Linked DNA regions of Homo sapiens: region 2 is linked to region 1. Evidence: chromatin contacts called from ENCODE Hi-C or POLR2A ChIA-PET data. All regions are on one chromosome and are shown on one strand. The core of a region is the stretch at or near the end of the contact, and the rest is flanking DNA. Distances in the headings are between cores, read along the strand shown. Region 1 holds the start of FAM32A (family with sequence similarity 32 member A). Region 2 holds the start of CHERP (calcium homeostasis endoplasmic reticulum protein).

Evidence for each region. Hi-C counts contacts between places; a loop is a spot of excess contacts on that map. ChIA-PET counts read pairs that join two places held with the same protein, here RNA polymerase II (POLR2A). Pooled maps may share reads with other maps.
Region 2: a loop to region 1 is called in a map of naive thymus-derived CD4-positive, alpha-beta T cell, with 17 times the contacts of the local background. The contact joins the promoter of CHERP here to the promoter of FAM32A in region 1. A Hi-C loop is called at or near these places in 2 of 168 maps with a recorded cell type or tissue (B cell and naive thymus-derived CD4-positive, alpha-beta T cell), 2 of 37 single-sample maps with no recorded cell type and 13 of 50 pooled maps. POLR2A ChIA-PET finds 5 or more read pairs at or near these places in 1 of 52 experiments (AG04449).

Annotation. Positions count from the first base shown.
Region 1 is chr19:16,183,402-16,188,016 of GRCh38, reverse strand. It overlaps FAM32A (family with sequence similarity 32 member A), which reads right to left and starts at 2,607. Exons shown (of 4, transcript NM_014077.4): 1 at 2,501-2,607; 2 at 2,252-2,393. The coding sequence starts at 2,574. RefSeq lists enhancers at 3,013-3,062, 2,965-3,600.
Region 2 is chr19:16,540,418-16,545,032 of GRCh38, reverse strand. It overlaps CHERP (calcium homeostasis endoplasmic reticulum protein), which reads left to right and starts at 2,596. Exons shown (of 17, transcript NM_006387.6): 1 at 2,596-2,679; 2 at 2,990-3,163. The coding sequence starts at 2,655. RefSeq lists silencers at 2,695-2,884, 2,895-2,964.

The sequences.
Region 1 (4,615 bases), core at 1,358-3,857:
CCCAGCACTTTGGGAGGCTGAGGCGGGTGAATCACTTGAGGTCAGGAGAGCGAGACCAGCCTGGCCAACATGGTGAAACCCCGTCTCTACTAAAAATACAAAAATTAGCTGGGCATGGTGGTGGGCGCCTGTAGTCCCAGCTACTCAGGAGGCTAAGGCAGGAGAATCGCTTGAACCCAGGAGGCAGAGGTTGCAGTGAGCTGAGATCATACCAATGCACTCCAGCCTGGACAACAGAGCGAGGCTTTTTCAAAAAATTAAAAAAAGGCCGGGCGTGGTGGCTCACGCCTGTAATCCCAGCAATTTGGGAGGCTGAAGCAGGCGGATCACCTGAGGTCAGGGGTTCAAGAACAGCCTGGCTAACGTGGTGGAACTCCATCTCTACTAAAAATACAAAAAAATTAGATGGGCGTCGTGGCAGGCGCCTGTAATCCCAGCTACTCAGGAGGCTGAGGCAGGAGAATCGCTTGAACCCCGGAGGCGGAGGTTGCAGTGAGCCGAGATCGAGCCACTGCATTCCAGCCTCGGTGACAGAGCCAGACTGAGTCTCACTGAGACGGAGTCTCACTCTGTTGCCAGCCTGGAGTGCAGTGACGTGATCTCGGCTCGCTGCAACCTCTGCCTCCCGGGTACTGGTTCAAGCAATCCTCCTGCCTCAGCCTCCCAAGTAGCTGGGATTACAGGTGTGTGCCACCATGCCCGGCTAATTTTTGTATTTTTAGTAGAGACAGGGTTTCACCATGTTGGCCAGGCTGGTCTTGAACTCCTGACTTCGTGATCCGCCCGCCTGACTTGTTAAATCCTTACCACAACCCTGTGAGGCAGACTTTAGTGCTACTTTAAGTAATAGGTAGCCGGCTTGCCCAGGGTCACACCACTAATTTGTGGTAGAGGCAGAGTCAAACTCAGGTCTGTCATGCCAGAGGTAGTGCATCCATGTGTTTTCTGTATGCCTGAATTAGATCTGGGAGTAAGGAGTTAATTGTCCCCAAGGTCCATTTTCCCCAGTGTCACCGTACAGAATCACCTAGACCAGGGTTAGGGTTTCTCAGCCTCAGTGCTACTGACATTTGGAGCCGGATCACTCTTTGCTGCGGCAGGCTGTCCTGTGTATCGCAGGGTGTGTGGTGTCATCCCTGGCCTCTAGCCACTAGTTGCCAGTAGTCCCCACCCCAACCCAGTTGAGAACCAAAAATGTTTCCAGACATTGCCACATGTGCTTCGGGGTGGGAGTTTAGGGGGGTGGAGACTACCCCCAGGTGAGAATCACTGACCTACACTGATTATTCCCTCTCCCCAGCATAATGGACCCAGTTTCTGTCTTACTGTGAACTCTTCTGTTCTCCACTGCACACATTTATGGTGTTAAGAAAAAATAATTTATCGGAGCCTTATAATACAATACAAACAAAGTCGTCATGGGCATGGCCATTCAATATCAACAGCTGAGACTGGGTGCGGTGGCTCACGCCTGTAATCCCAGCACTTTGGGAAGCTGAGGCGGGCGGATCACTTGAGATCAGAAGTTCGAGATCAGCCTGGCCAACATGGTGAAACCGCATCTCTACGAAAAATACCAAAATTAGCCAGGTGTGGTGGCGGGCGCCTGCAATCCCAGCTACTCGGGAGGCTGAGGCAGGAGAATTGCTTGAACCCCGGAGGCAGAGGCTGCAGTGCTCTGACCCCGCCAAAAATAACTAATTTTTTAAAAAATACAGCATGTTTGAATCTGCCAAACAAAGTTGTCTTGGAAACAAACTTTGTGGTGACTTCGAGCGGCGAGCATGGCCATTTAATATCAAGAGCTGGCATCCACTGAACATGTATGCACTGCTTTTTACTTTCATGACTTCCTCTCAAGTTCCCAACCCTCTTAGAATAAGTTACTACCCTGACTCGTACAGAAGAGGAAACTTGAGGCACGGAAATAAGAAAGTCACTGGCCTAGTGTCGCAGGGCAAATAAGCCACAGCACTGGAATCCAAACCCGGGTCTCCAGCTCTGGCCTCCTTTCAACGCCAGTTCTAGCTCTCCCCTCTGCTGCCCACTCGGGCCAGCGGGGTCTTCTCATCCTTGGAGCTCCCCCGGCAGAGGGCGACTCTTCTCTCACTCACGTACAGCATCCTCTCCCCGTAATTAAGGTCTCCTCTGACCGCTCCCCTGCCCTCGGAGCGTCCCAGCCCTGACCCCAATTTCCAGTCTCCCGGCGCCGGGTGTTCCCGCCTCCCCGCCGCCTTCTGCTTCTGCTCACCCGCTTCTCCTGCATTTTCTCGAAGGCCGCCTGGGCCGGGGTCCGCTTGTCCAGGCCGCGCCGCTTCTCCTCCTCGTTCTTTTTGCTCGTTCCCATTGCTTCCAGGAGTTTCGCTTTGTCTTTGTCCTTCTTTTTCTTCTTCCTGGAAAAAGACATGAGGAGGCGGCGGGTCGGAGGATCAGGGCCAGGGGTCCCGAGAAAAGGTCTAAGGGGGATGAAGACGGAATCCCGCGGGCCCTCGGGCCTCACCGCTTGGTCACTCCCAGCTCTGCGACGCCTTTCAGCTTCAGGGGTCCCTTTTGGACCTGCTCGTAGGCCTCCATGACACTCTCCAGTGCTTCGGTAGCTGGAGTGCCACACTTCCTGTTTGCAAACACTATTTCCGCCCGAATGGCCGCCTCGCTTCTCTTTGATTGGCTGAGCTACAAGGTGAGCATGCGCTCTTGGTTCTGGACCCGGGCCACACTTCCGGGTAGTGGGCGGGACAGAGAGCCAAGCGAATGAGTGCCCTTCGATTCCTATCTGCTGCCACACTTCCGAATTTGGCGCCCACTTCCGGTCTCCCATTCTTCACACAGGGTGCTGGAAACCCAACCCCTTTTTGAGCGTTTTGCGCACTTTTGGGTGACCTGTTCTCTCTCCTTGATTTTTTTTTCTTTTTTAGAGACACGATCTTGGTCTGTCACCTAGGCTGGAGTGGAGTGGCGCGATCGTGGCTCACTGCAGCCTTGAACCCTTGGGCTCAAGAGATCCTCCCGCCTCAGCCTCCCCAGTAGCAGACTGCAGACGGGCGCCACTGAGCGCGGCTAATATTTTCATTTAAATTTTTTTGTCGAGATGGGGTCTCGCTGTGTTGTCCAGGCTGGTCTCGAACTCGTGGGTTCAAGTGATCCTCCTGCTTCGGCCTTCCAAAGCGCAGGGATCACAGGCCTGAGCCACGCCCCACCACCCCCGTTCTCTTTTATTGCCATATTTTGAGCGTTCACTGGATAGCTGAACCTAATTTTGTAAACCTAATCAGTATTCATTAATTTTTCAGCTTTAGGTAAATGACAATATCATGTGACAAGGTTGGTGGTATGTTAAAACAATTAAAAATCTATTTTATGCCGGGCGCGGTGGCTCACGCCTGTAATCCCAGCACTTTGGGAAAACGAGGTGGGCGGATCACGAGGTCAGGAGATGGAGACCATTCTGGCTAACACGGTGAAACCCCGTCTCTACTAAAAATACAAAAAATTACCTGGGCGTGGTGGCGGGCGCCTGTAGTCTCAGCTACTCGGGAGGCTGAGGCAGGAGAATCGCTTGAACCCGGGAGGCGGAGGTTGCAGTGAGCTGAAATCACACCACTGCACTCCAGCCTGGGCGACAGAGAGAGACTCCATCTCAAAAAAAAAGTACATATATATTTAAATCAGCACTTTGGGAGACCAAGGTAGGCGGTTCACGTGAGGTCAGGTGTTGGAAACCAGCGTGGCCAACATGGCGAAACCCTGTATCTACTAAAACAAAACAAAACAAAACACAAAAAGCAAAAATTAGCTGGGCATAGTAGCCTGCGCTTGTAGTCTCAGCTACTTGGTAGGCTGAGGCAGGAGAAGCGCTTGAACCCGGGAGTCGGAGGTTGCAGTGAGCCAAAATCGCACCACTGCACTCCAGCCTGGTCAACAGACAAAGACTCCGTCTCAAAAAAAAAAAAAAAAAAAAAAAATCAATAGAGATAGGGTATTGCTGTGTTGTCCAGGTTGGTCTCAAACTCCTGTCCTCAAGCAGTCCTCCTGAAGCATTAGAATTACAGGCGTGAGCCACCACCCCTGGCCCTTTCTTTCTTTCTTTTCATCCTTTCAGTACTGTGCGGTTTTCTTACATACGATGTGTACATGCATATATCTTTTTTTTTTTTTTTGAGACAGAGTCTCGCTCTGTTGCCCAGGCTGGAATGCAGTGGCACGATTTTGGCTCACTGCAACTTCCACCTCCCAGGTTCAAGAGATTCTCCTGCTTCAGCCTCCTGAGTAGCTGGGATTACAGGCGCCCACCACCATGCCCCGCTAATTTTTGTATTTTTAGTAGAGATAGGGTTTTGCCATGTTGTCCAGGCTGGTTTCGAACTCCTGAACTCAGGTGATCCGCCTGCCTCAGCCTCCCAAAGTGCTGGGATTACAGGCGTGAGCCACCGTGCCCGGCCCTTGAATATATCTTTTTAATGTCAGCAGAGGACTATCGGAATTTTTGGTTTCTTCTCTATTTCCCTCTGTATCAAAAACCTAGTAAAAAAAAAAACTATTATGGGAAAAATTTAAAAAGGCTGTGCCTACCAAGTATCTGTGAAGATGTGTTGAAACTGGAACTCAAACGTGCTGC
Region 2 (4,615 bases), core at 1,347-3,846, 360 kb before region 1:
GCATGACCGTATCTATAAACCACATCCAACTGGCCGCCTGTTTTTGTGAGCCAGGAAGGTTTTTCAAAGGTGAACATGTACCATCAATTGACGACAGGAAATACAACTGGGAGCCCCAATTAAGTGAAATGTTATCCCCCAAAAGAATTCCACTCTTATGAATAGACTTGGGTCTTAGTCCATTTTGCATCGCTATAAAAGAACACCTGAGACTGGGCAATTTTTAAAGAAGAGAAATTTATTTCTTACAGTTCTGGAGGCTGAGATATCCAAAATCAAGGGCCTTCTTGCTGGTGGGGACTCTGCAGAGTCTTGAGGTAGCACAGGGCATCACATGGCTAGCAGGCTGTGTGCAAGCTCAGGTCTCTCTTCCTTTTTTTTTTGAAACGGAGTCCTGCTCTGTTGCCCAGGCTGGAGTGCAGTGGCACGACTTTGGCTCACTGTAACCTCCACCTCAACCTTTGCCTTCTGGGTCCAAGTGATTCTCGTGCCTCAGCCTCCCAAGTAGATGGGATTACAGGCATCCGCCACCATGCCCGGCTAATTTTTGTATTTTTAGTAGAGATGGGATTTCTCCATGTTGGCCAGGCTGGTCTCGAACTCCTGACCTCAGGTGATCTGCGTGCCTTGGCCTCCCAAGGTGCTGGAATTACAGGCATGAGCCACTGAGCCTGGCCTTTCTTCCTCTTTTTATTTTATTTTATTTATTTTATTTATTTTTTTTTTTTGAGATGGAGTCTCACTCTGTCGCCCAGGCTGGAGTGCAGTGGTGCAATCTCAGCTCACTGCAAGCTCCAAACCAGTCCCACTCCCATGATAACCTATTTATCCATTAACACATGAATGGCACGACCTCATAACCCAATCACCTCTTAAAGGCTCCACCTCTTAATACTGTTTCACTGGGGATTAGGAACAAACATTCAAACTGTAGCAACTTGTATTTAAGAAACTACTCAGTTATCATATTTTGATTTTCACCAACAAAAATTTTATGAACTTTTCTTTCTGGTTATAGAAATACCTAAATAAGGCTGGGTAGGGTGGCTCACACCTGTAATCCCAGCAGTCTGGGAGGCCAAGGCAGGCAGATCATGTGAGGTCAGGAGTTCAAGACCAGCATGGCCAACCTGGTGAAACCCCATCTCTACTAAAAATGCAAAAATTAGCCGGGCGTGGTGGTGCGCACCTGTAGTCCCAGCTCCCCTGGAGGCTGAGGCAGGAGAATTGCTTGAGCACGGGAGGCAGAGGTTGCAGTGAACCGAGATCACACCACTGCACTCCAGCTTGGGCGAGAGAGAGCAAGACTGTGTCTCAAAAAAAAAAAAAAACCAAACAATTAAGATCCTCGATCTTCATGAGAAAATATGAACTAGAGGACATTTAGAAAAAAAAAAATCCTTGATCTTGCCTCCTGACCTGCAGAGTCTAAAATATTTGCTTTCTGTCCCTTTTATACAAAAAGTTTTGTTGATTCCTAGCCTACAGCAACACTTGATGTAGAGTTGTCAATCCATAAGCATCTGGTGGAAAAATGCTGTTAACAATAAAAATGAAACTAATCTAAAATACATGTGCATTTATTTGCACAGAAAAAAACAGGCTGGGTAAAGTAGCTCATGCCTATAATCCTAGCACTTTGGGAGGCCGAGGCGGGAGGATTACTTGAGCACAGGAGTTCAGGGCTAGTGAGCTATGATCATGACACTGCACTCCAGCGTGGGCCACAGAGCAAGACCTTGTCTCAAGAAAAAAGAAAAAAAAAAACGGATAAAGGAAAAAAAAGCGGCGGGGGCGGGGGGCAGGTATAGCCAACTAAGCATTAACCATCTCAAGAGGATCAGTTTATATCGGACGTCCACAGCAGAAATTTGCTGCTTCTGGCTATCTTTTCCCCACAATTAGCAAGGGTTAGCTTCATTATTTTAGAGGCAACCCAACTGCAGCTTTTAGAAAGGCGCTGTGCCCTCTAGGCCAGCAATTTGAGGGCATGGGTTGGGGGGTACCCCGCCCCAGTCTTCCTGACCAAAGAGTGGAGCGGAAGAAAGCCAGGAGGAGGATGTTTTGAACCTAAATACGTCCAGCTGCAATCCCAGTCAAGCTCGTCGCCCCCAGTTCTGCTCCACCTCCGGTCTGGCCGGGGAGAATGTGACAGTCGCCGCAGCCCGGGATCCACCCGGACGCACCTCACCTCGCAGTCTCCTCACTGTGCCCGCGAAAGGAAAGAGACCCTGGCCCAGGCACGAAGTCCCCAGGCCCCTGGTCGCCCGGAGGTAGCAACCAGCCAGCCCATCGGGCTGCGACGCCGACCAAGGGGCACGCCCCGCGCCCCCCGGTCTCGACTAACACCCACCCGCGCCGTTCCAGCCTTTCCGCGGCGCCGCGCGACGGGGACCCACTCTGCGAAAGTGTCAGGAAACTTCTGCGCGTGCGCGTCGCTAGCCCCTCCCGCGCGCCAGGCATCGCGCGGCTTCTTCCCGCCTGCCTCCCGCTCTCACTTCCGGAGTTTCCCAGCGACGGCCGTAAGTGGCGGGCGGAAGCGGCCCTAGAAGCCCGCCGTAAACGGCTCCCTCGCGCCACTTCCGGCCGGCTTCCGCAGACGGCGCTGGTGGTCGATCGTGTGGCGCCGGAGGACGTTCCCCGCGGCCGGAGCCATGGAGATGCCGCTGCCCCCCGATGGTGAGACCCAAACCGGCCGAGAGACCGTTTCTCTCTCCCCGGAACCTCCTATTGGCCGGCCCCGCCTCCCGGAGTCCCCGGGTCTGGGAGGGGGCGGGGCTCGGCCTCGCGGCTTCGCCTGCGGCCTCTCCCGTGGGTCCCCGCATTCCCGGCGAGCGTGTGGCCCCTATCGGGACCCGTACAAGGGCGGCCTCTTCGGGGCCCACCCCCTTGGGGTCCCCGGCAAGGCGGACGGGGGCTGGGGCGCCGAGTCCCCCGGCTTTGGGCGGTCCTCGCTGACGCCCCGCGTGGCCTTTTCTCCGTCCTCCAGACCAGGAGCTTCGAAATGTCATCGACAAGCTCGCCCAGTTCGTGGCTCGCAATGGGCCCGAGTTTGAGAAGATGACTATGGAGAAGCAGAAGGACAACCCCAAATTCTCGTTTCTTTTCGGAGGCGAATTCTACAGTTACTACAAGTGCAAGCTGGCGCTGGAGCAGCAGCAGCGTGAGTCCCCTCCGGCACTCAGGCCGTCCCATCGAGCGCTTCCTTTCTCGGATTCCAGTCCGGGCTCTGCCACAAACCTCTTTCTTTCGGGTCGTTTATTCTTTGAAGTGGAGCAGCTCGGTCCACACGATCCCTGTTCCGCTGTTCCCACGGCCCTGCACAGAGCGGCTGCTGGGTGCCACTGTAATGGAGAACAACGAGGTTTTCGATCCTCCCCCCTGGGCTCTGGATCAGGGATTTTGCTGTTGTTTTGCAGACTGATGACGGAGATTAGCAGGAGTAGCGTGATTGTTTTAGTGTTTTCTAGGGAGGAAGTGATAGAGGCCGGATGGGAGTCCATGGGACAGGCACTGTCCAGCCCCCTTTGCCGTCTCCCTGTGGGTCCAGCAAGGTTTTGTGCATTTCAGATGCCTGCAGCAGAAATCAAAAAGAATTATCCCTCTGAGTTTTAGTTATTGGCAAGTGTTTATCAATGTTCGTTCATTTAGGCAACAGGATTCCAGTCCTGCTCTAAAGAAGTTTAAAGTTAGGAAGCAGAGCTGGCCTTTGAATAATGGATAGTCACCAGGTGGTGCGGCTGCTCAGGGCAGGTATCACATCTGTCACGTTCAGTACCCAACCCCGTCTCTAGATTGTTTAAATGAATAACTAGGAGTTTGCCAGGTAGATGGACATTGAGAGGTGGTTGTCCGCTGTTTGATCGAACGCCAATTGTGTGTTATGTATTAAGGTACAATGACCCAAACAAGGTCTGTTTGGCTTCGGCGAGCGTGTAGTTCAGGGGACTACACGCTCGTCTTGTATTAAGGTACAAGGTCATTGTCCCTTAATACATAACACACAGTTGGTGTTCGATTAAACAGCTTGAAAGGAGGCCTGTTGCAGTGGCTCATACTGTAATCACAGCACTTTGGGAGTCCAAGGCGGGCAGATCACTTGAGGTTAGGAGTCTGAGACCAGCCTGGCCAACATAGTGAAACCCTGTTTCTACGAAAAATACAAAAATTAGCCGGGTGTGGTGGCCCGCGCCTGTAGTCCCAGCTACTTGGGAGGCTGAGGCGGGAGAATCGCTTGAACCCGGGAGGTGGAGGTTGCGGTAAGCCAAGACCACGCCATTGCACTGCAGTCTGAGTGACAGAGTAAGACTCCATCTCAAAAAAAAAAAAGAAAGAAAGAAAAAGAAAAGGCTTGAAAGGAGGCCAGGCGTAGTGGCTGACGCCTGTAATCCCAGCACTTTGGGAGGCTGAAGCGGGCAGATCACTTGAGGTTAGGAGTCTGAGAACAGCCTGGCTAACATAGTGAAACCCTATCTCTACTAAAATTACAAAACTTAGTCAGGTGTGGTGGCACACACCTGTAGTCCCAGCTACTGGAGAGGCTGAGGCAGAAGAATCGCTTGAACCTGGGAGCTGGAGGTTGCATTGAGCCGAGACCACACCATTGCGCTCCAGC